Regions from separate parts of the Homo sapiens genome. Here region 1 is linked to region 2. A link is an interaction called in ENCODE POLR2A ChIA-PET data of the cell type or tissue named here. Cell type or tissue: GM12878. All regions are shown on one strand. Each heading gives the region's core, and the rest is flanking DNA. Links, peaks and the distances in the headings are about the cores only.

The links. Peaks named below come from ENCODE experiments on the same cell type or tissue, not always from the same donor. Only the 100,000 strongest peaks of a DNase experiment are listed, where the experiment ranks them.
Region 1: POLR2A ChIA-PET joins it to region 2 with 6 read pairs; 3 of 35 experiments call an interaction of 5 or more read pairs at or near these places.

What each region holds. Positions count from the first base shown.
Region 1 is chr15:90,543,596-90,546,509 of GRCh38, forward strand. The region is part of intron 2 of CRTC3 (CREB regulated transcription coactivator 3); the gene reads left to right. Among named protein-coding and RNA genes, the nearest start is that of CRTC3, 15 kb to the left of the region's middle. In GM12878, for the core only: no CTCF peak of the experiment used is centred there; no DNase peak of the experiment used is centred there.
Region 2 is chr15:90,653,771-90,656,684 of GRCh38, forward strand. The region is part of intron 2 of CRTC3-AS1 (CRTC3 antisense RNA 1); the gene reads right to left. Among named protein-coding and RNA genes, the nearest start is that of LINC01585, 5.0 kb to the right of the region's middle. RefSeq lists enhancers at 831-1,030, 1,291-1,520. In GM12878, for the core only: no CTCF peak of the experiment used is centred there; no DNase peak of the experiment used is centred there; H3K27ac peaks cover 1,544 bases.

The sequences.
Region 1 (2,914 bases), core at 217-2,716, 110 kb before region 2:
AATCTATTATTTTTATTTTGATCTTCACATTCTCCCCAATTAGGCTGGTGGGAGCCCTCTTCCGAACTGAGAAAAATTCTTGAAAAACTGAGGAGAGTCCCAGAGCACAGATTTTTTTTAAGTAAATGTTTTTGAGGTATTATGTAAATACAATATAATTTATACCTTTTTTAGGTATACAGCTCTTTGCCATATAATCACCACCACAATGAAGATGTAGAATAGTTCCATTACCCCAAAAGGTTCCCTTGTGTCTGTTTGTAAGTATTCTCCATCCCCCACCTCCAGCCTCTGGAAACCACCATCTGTAGTTTTGACTCTTCCAGTGTCCTATTAGTGGAATCAAATGTCCGTAGTCTTTTGAGTTTTTCTCTCACTTAGCATTTGAGATTCATCTGGGTGGTTGCGTGTGTTAGTTTCCTAGGGCTGCTGTAACAAAGTACCACAAACTTAGTGCCTTAAAACAACAGAAATTTATTTTCTCATGTTCTCATGTTCTGAGTCCAGAAGTTGGAAATCAGCATGGTGTCAGCAGCACCATGAATGCTCTGGGGAAGAATCCCTCCTTGTCTCTTCCTAGCTTCCGTGGTCTGCGGCAGTCCTTAACTTGTAGCTGCATCACTTACTCTCTGCCTCTGTCATCACACGACTTTCTTCATTGTTTGTCTGTGTCTGTGTTTAAATCTTCCTCTCCTTTTTCTTATAAAGAACTAGTCATTGGATTTAGGGCCTACCCTAATTCAATATGATCTCACCTTTGCTTGATTACATCTGCAAAGATTCTGTTTTCAAATAAAGTCATATTCACAGGTTCTGGGGCTTAGGACTTGAAGATATCTCTTTTGGTGGCCATAATTTAACCCACTACATTGCATTGATCAGTAGTTCATTTCTTTTTATTGCTGAGTAGAATTCCATTCTATGGATGTAGATAATTTATGCATTCATCAGTTAGTTGATGGGCATTTGGGTTGTTTCCACCTTTTGGCAATTATGAATAAATATTCTATAAACATTCACATACAGTTTTTATGTAAGTAGCTAGTAGTGGAATTGCTAGATCATACAGTAAGTGTATATTAACTTTAGCTTTATAAGAAATCGCCAAGCTGTTCTCCAAAGTGGCTCTACTGTTTCACATTCTTACCAGCAGTGCATGAGAGTTCCAGCGACCCTGTATCTGCTCTAGCACTTGGTATTTCAGAGTTTCAAAAAAATGGTGGTTAAAAAACAGAACATAAAATTTACCATCTTAACCATTTTTTAAAGTAGTTTATTGGTATCTTCTAAAACCATTTTTAAATGTATAGTTCAGTGGTATTACATACATTCATATTGTGCAACCAATCTCCAGAATTTTTTCATCTGACAAAACTGAAATTCTATGCCCATTCAATAAGAATTCTCCATGTTCCCTTCCCACCAGCCTCTGGCAACTACTGTTTTTTCTGTCTCTATGACTTTGACTATTCTAAGTGCCTCATATGAGGGAAATCATATACTATTTGTCTTTTTTGTGACTGGCTTGTGCTTAGTATAATGTCTTCAGGGTTCACCCGTGTTATAGTCTGTGACATGATTTCCTTCCTTTTCAAGGCTGAGTAACATTTCATTGTATGTGGATGCCACATTTTGTTCCATTCATCCGCTAATGGATACTTGGGTTGCCGCCACCTCTTGGCTATTGTGAATAATGCTGCTATGAACATGGGTGTGCAAATATCTCTTCAAGGCTCTGCTTTCCATTCTTTTGGGTACATACTCAGAAGTAGGATTGCTGAATCATATGACAATTGTGGTTTTAATTTTTTTTTTTTTTTTTGAGACTGAATCTCGCTCTGTCGCCCAGGCTGGAGTGTAGTGGCGTGATCTCAGCTCACTGCTGCCTCCGCCTCCCAGGTTCAAGCAGTTCTACTGCCTGAGCCTCCTGAGTAGCTGGGTTTACAGGCGCGCCCCACCACACCTGGCTAATTTTTGTTTGTTTTTTTTTTTTACTTTTGAGATGGAGTCTCACTCTTTCGCCCAGGCTGGAGTGCAGTGGCACGATCTCGGCTCACTGCAACCTCCGCCTCCTGGGTTCAAGCAATTCTCCTGCCTCAGCCTCCCAAGTAGCTGGGACTACAGGCACCTGCCACCACGCCCGGGTAATTTTTTTTGTATTTTTAGTAGAGACGGGGTTTCACTGTGTTAGCCAGGATGGTCTCCATCTCCTGACTTTGTGATCCGCCCGCCTTGGCCTCCCAAAGTGCTGGGATTACAGGCGTGAGCCACTGCGCCTGGCCTTGTCTAGTTTTTAAATTGAGTTGTTAATTTTCTTAATCAGTTGTGAGAGTTGTTTATATATTCTGGATACCAGTTCTTTATCAGATATGTATTTTGCAAATATTTTCTCCCAGTCTGTGGCTTGTTTTTTCATTTTCTCAAGTCTCGAAGAGTAGAAGTTTTAAGTTTTGAAGTCTAGTTTATCAATTGTGTTATTTTATGATTTGTGCTTTTGTCTTATCTATTAATAAGAGTTCTTCATCTAACTCAAGTTCCCGAAGGTTTTTTTTCTATGTGTTTCTCTATTAGTTTTATAGCTCTGTCTTTTACACTTAAGTAAATTATGAGTTAATTTTTTTGTGTGGTACAGGGTTTGGGTTTGAGGCTCACTCATTTTGCATAGGGATGTTAAATTGTTCTAGAACCATTTGATGAAGACTTTCTTTTCCCTATTGAATGCCTTGGTACCTTTGTTGAAAATCAATTGACCATATACATGTGGGTCTATTTCCGGACTCTTCTGTGTCATTGGTTTCTTTGTCTATCATTTTGCTAATACCATCTTCTGTGTCATTGGTTTCTTTGTCTATCATTTTGCTAATACCACACTGTCTTGATTACTGTACCTTTATAGGAAGGCTTGGAATTAGGT
Region 2 (2,914 bases), core at 156-2,655:
CTGGAGTGCAGTGGCGCGATCTTAGCTCACTGCAGTCTCTGCCTCCTGGGCTCAAGTGGTCTTCAAAAGGGTCTTGTTTGGCTGACAAATTTTAAGGCTAGGTAGAGCCTACATTATCATAGCAAGATGTTGGTGGGCAGAGTTTGGGAAACCCAGCTGACAGCTGTCCCTCACTGTCCCAGAATTCTGGCATTCAGGGCTCACTCTCCCGGGGCAGTTCCACACTGTGTTAATGAGGCAGCCCTGGTTGACCCTGGATACCTGGGCACTTCCCAGAGCAGACCTCCAGGATTTCCGTTACTCCAGGGCTCTTTGTTTATATTTTGACAAAGAGCTCGTTTTTCTCCCTGACGCCAACCCCTACCTGTACTTGCGAGGTTCTTCTCCCTGTTGTCATGTACTAGCTTGGCCAGGAAAGTGGCCACTGTTCTCCCTGGTGCTCCCAGGTAAAAGCTCCTGGGCTCACATCCAGGCTCCTGGACTTCCATCCGGGCTCCTGGCCTCCCATCAAGGCTCCTGGCCGCCCATCAAGGCTCCTGGCCTCCCATCAGGGCTCCTGGCCTTCCATTCGGGCTCCTGACCTCAAATCCGAGCTCCTGGCCTCGCATCTGGGCTCCTGGCCTCCCACCCGGGCTCCTGGCCTCCCACCCGGGCTCCTGAGCTCCCAGCCGGGCTCCTGGGCTTCCATCTGGGCTCCTGGCCTCCCATGAGGGCTCCTGGCCTCACATCTGGGCTCCTGGGCTCCCAGCTGGGCTCCTGGGCTCCCAGCTGGGCTCCTGGCCTCACATCTGGGCTCCTGGCCTCCCATGAGGGCTCCTGGCCTCACATCTGGGCTCCTGGCCTCCCACCTGGGCTCCTGGGCTCCCAGCCAGGCTCCTGGCCTCACATCTGGGCTCCTGGCCTCCCATCCAGGCTCCTGGCCTTGAATCTGGGCCCCTGGCCTCACATCTGGGCTCCTGGCCTCCCATCAGGGCTCCTGGACTCCCATCTGGGATCCTGGCCTGGAATCCAGGCTCTTGGCCTCCCATCCAGGCTCCTAGTGCTGGCTCTGCCTTCTCTTTTGGAGCGGGTGGTAGCAGTGGGGGCTGGTGAAATGTGTCACTTCCTGTCCCTGGCCCAGCTCTGAGGAGCTTCCTATGTGACCGTGACCCCTTCATGCATCTCTAGCCACTGTAGACAATACCCTCTCATCGCTTCCCTGAAAGTGATGCCCTTTCCTGAAAGCCAGCATGCCCCCCAGCAAGGCATGGAAAGCGCTGATTCTGCATAATGCTGAGAAGGGGTGCACACCTCAGTGTTCAGACCAGCCTGGGGCACTGGCTACTGGAGAAACAGTGAAGACATGTCTGCACTGAAGGACTTCTTCAAATCTTTGAAACGCCAGCCCATTTCCAAGAGGTCGGCGTGGTAGTCAGCACTTCTCAAACTGTCCCCTGAATCTTTTGTCTGGAACATCTCATGGGGCTGGTGTTCTGTGGGGCACACCGGAAAGGCATGGAGACAGGCAGGGGAGGATGAAGCCAGGATGTGGGAGAGATTTAAAGACTTTGAAAGGATCCATGGACAGGCGCAGTGGCTCACGCCTATAATCCCAACATTTTGGGAGGCCGAGGCAGGCAGATCTCTTGAGGTCAGGAGTTTGAGACTAGCCTGACCAACATGGTGAAACTCCATCTCTACTAAAAATACAAAAATTAGCCAGTGTGGTGGTAGGTGCCTGTAATCCCAGCTACTCAGGAGGCTGAGGCAGGAGAATCACTAGAACCTGGTAGGTGGAGTTTGCAGTGAGCCGAGATCATACCACTGCACTCCAGCCTGGGCAACGGAGCCAGACCTGTTTCAAAAAAAAAAAAAAAGATTTTAACACTGGAGATATGGCAGCCCGAGCACTTGTTCCAGCTTCCCTGTCCCAACCCAAGTTTCTAAACATGACTGAAACAACATGTATTTTAAAATCTGCAATAAGAATAGAAACTACAAAGGGATGTCCTCATTATCAGAAGTTGTGAGGACCGAATTGAATGTGAAAACTCTAGCCATAAGATGTGTTCAGAAGAGAACACCCGAAGGCCGGGCGCAGTGGCTCACGCCTGTAATCCCAGCACTTTGGGAGGACGAGAAGGGCAGATCACCTGAGGTCAGGAGTTCGAGACCAGCCTGACCAACATGGAGAAACCCCGTCTCTACTAAAAATACAAAAAATTAGCCAGGCGTGGTGGTGCATGCCTGTAATCCCAGCTACTCGGGAGGCTGAAGCAGGAGAATTGCTTGAACCCAGGAGGTGGAGGTTGCGGTGAGCTGAGATCGTGCCATTGCACTCCAGCCTGGGCAACAAGAGTGAGACTCCATCTCAAAAAAAAAAAAAAAAAAAAAAAAGCAGAAGAGAACACCTGTGAAGGGAAGGAAGGGAAGGGCCAGCTTAAGGACTTAGGGATGTGCTGAGTCCAGGGCCAGCTTAAGAACTTAGAGATGTGCTGAGTCCAGGGGAGGAGGCAGCTGTAGGCGACCGGTGGGTGTGGCAAGGACTTGCTCCGCCCCTACTGCCAGGAGGTGGCAGAGAGACCTACTGGGGAAATTATTTACCCTACAGATGAGGACACGGGGGCTCATTTCCTTCATAAACAGCCCTTTATCAATAAGATAAAGCCCAACAGCCCAACAGAGAAAAGAGGGGCAAGGAGAGGATCCTGCGGTTCACAGAGAAACACAAGTAACTAATATCATGAAAAGATTTTGGATCTCACTCAAAATTAATGCTAATTAAAACATCAACAACGCTGAACAATACATATTCACCACTGGCAAAACTTTTTAAAGATTGCTAATTTTCAGGGCTGAGGAGGGTGTTGGGGAAATAGGGTTCTTCCAGCTGACGGGATGTAAATTGGAACAACCTTTCTAGAGGACAATTTGG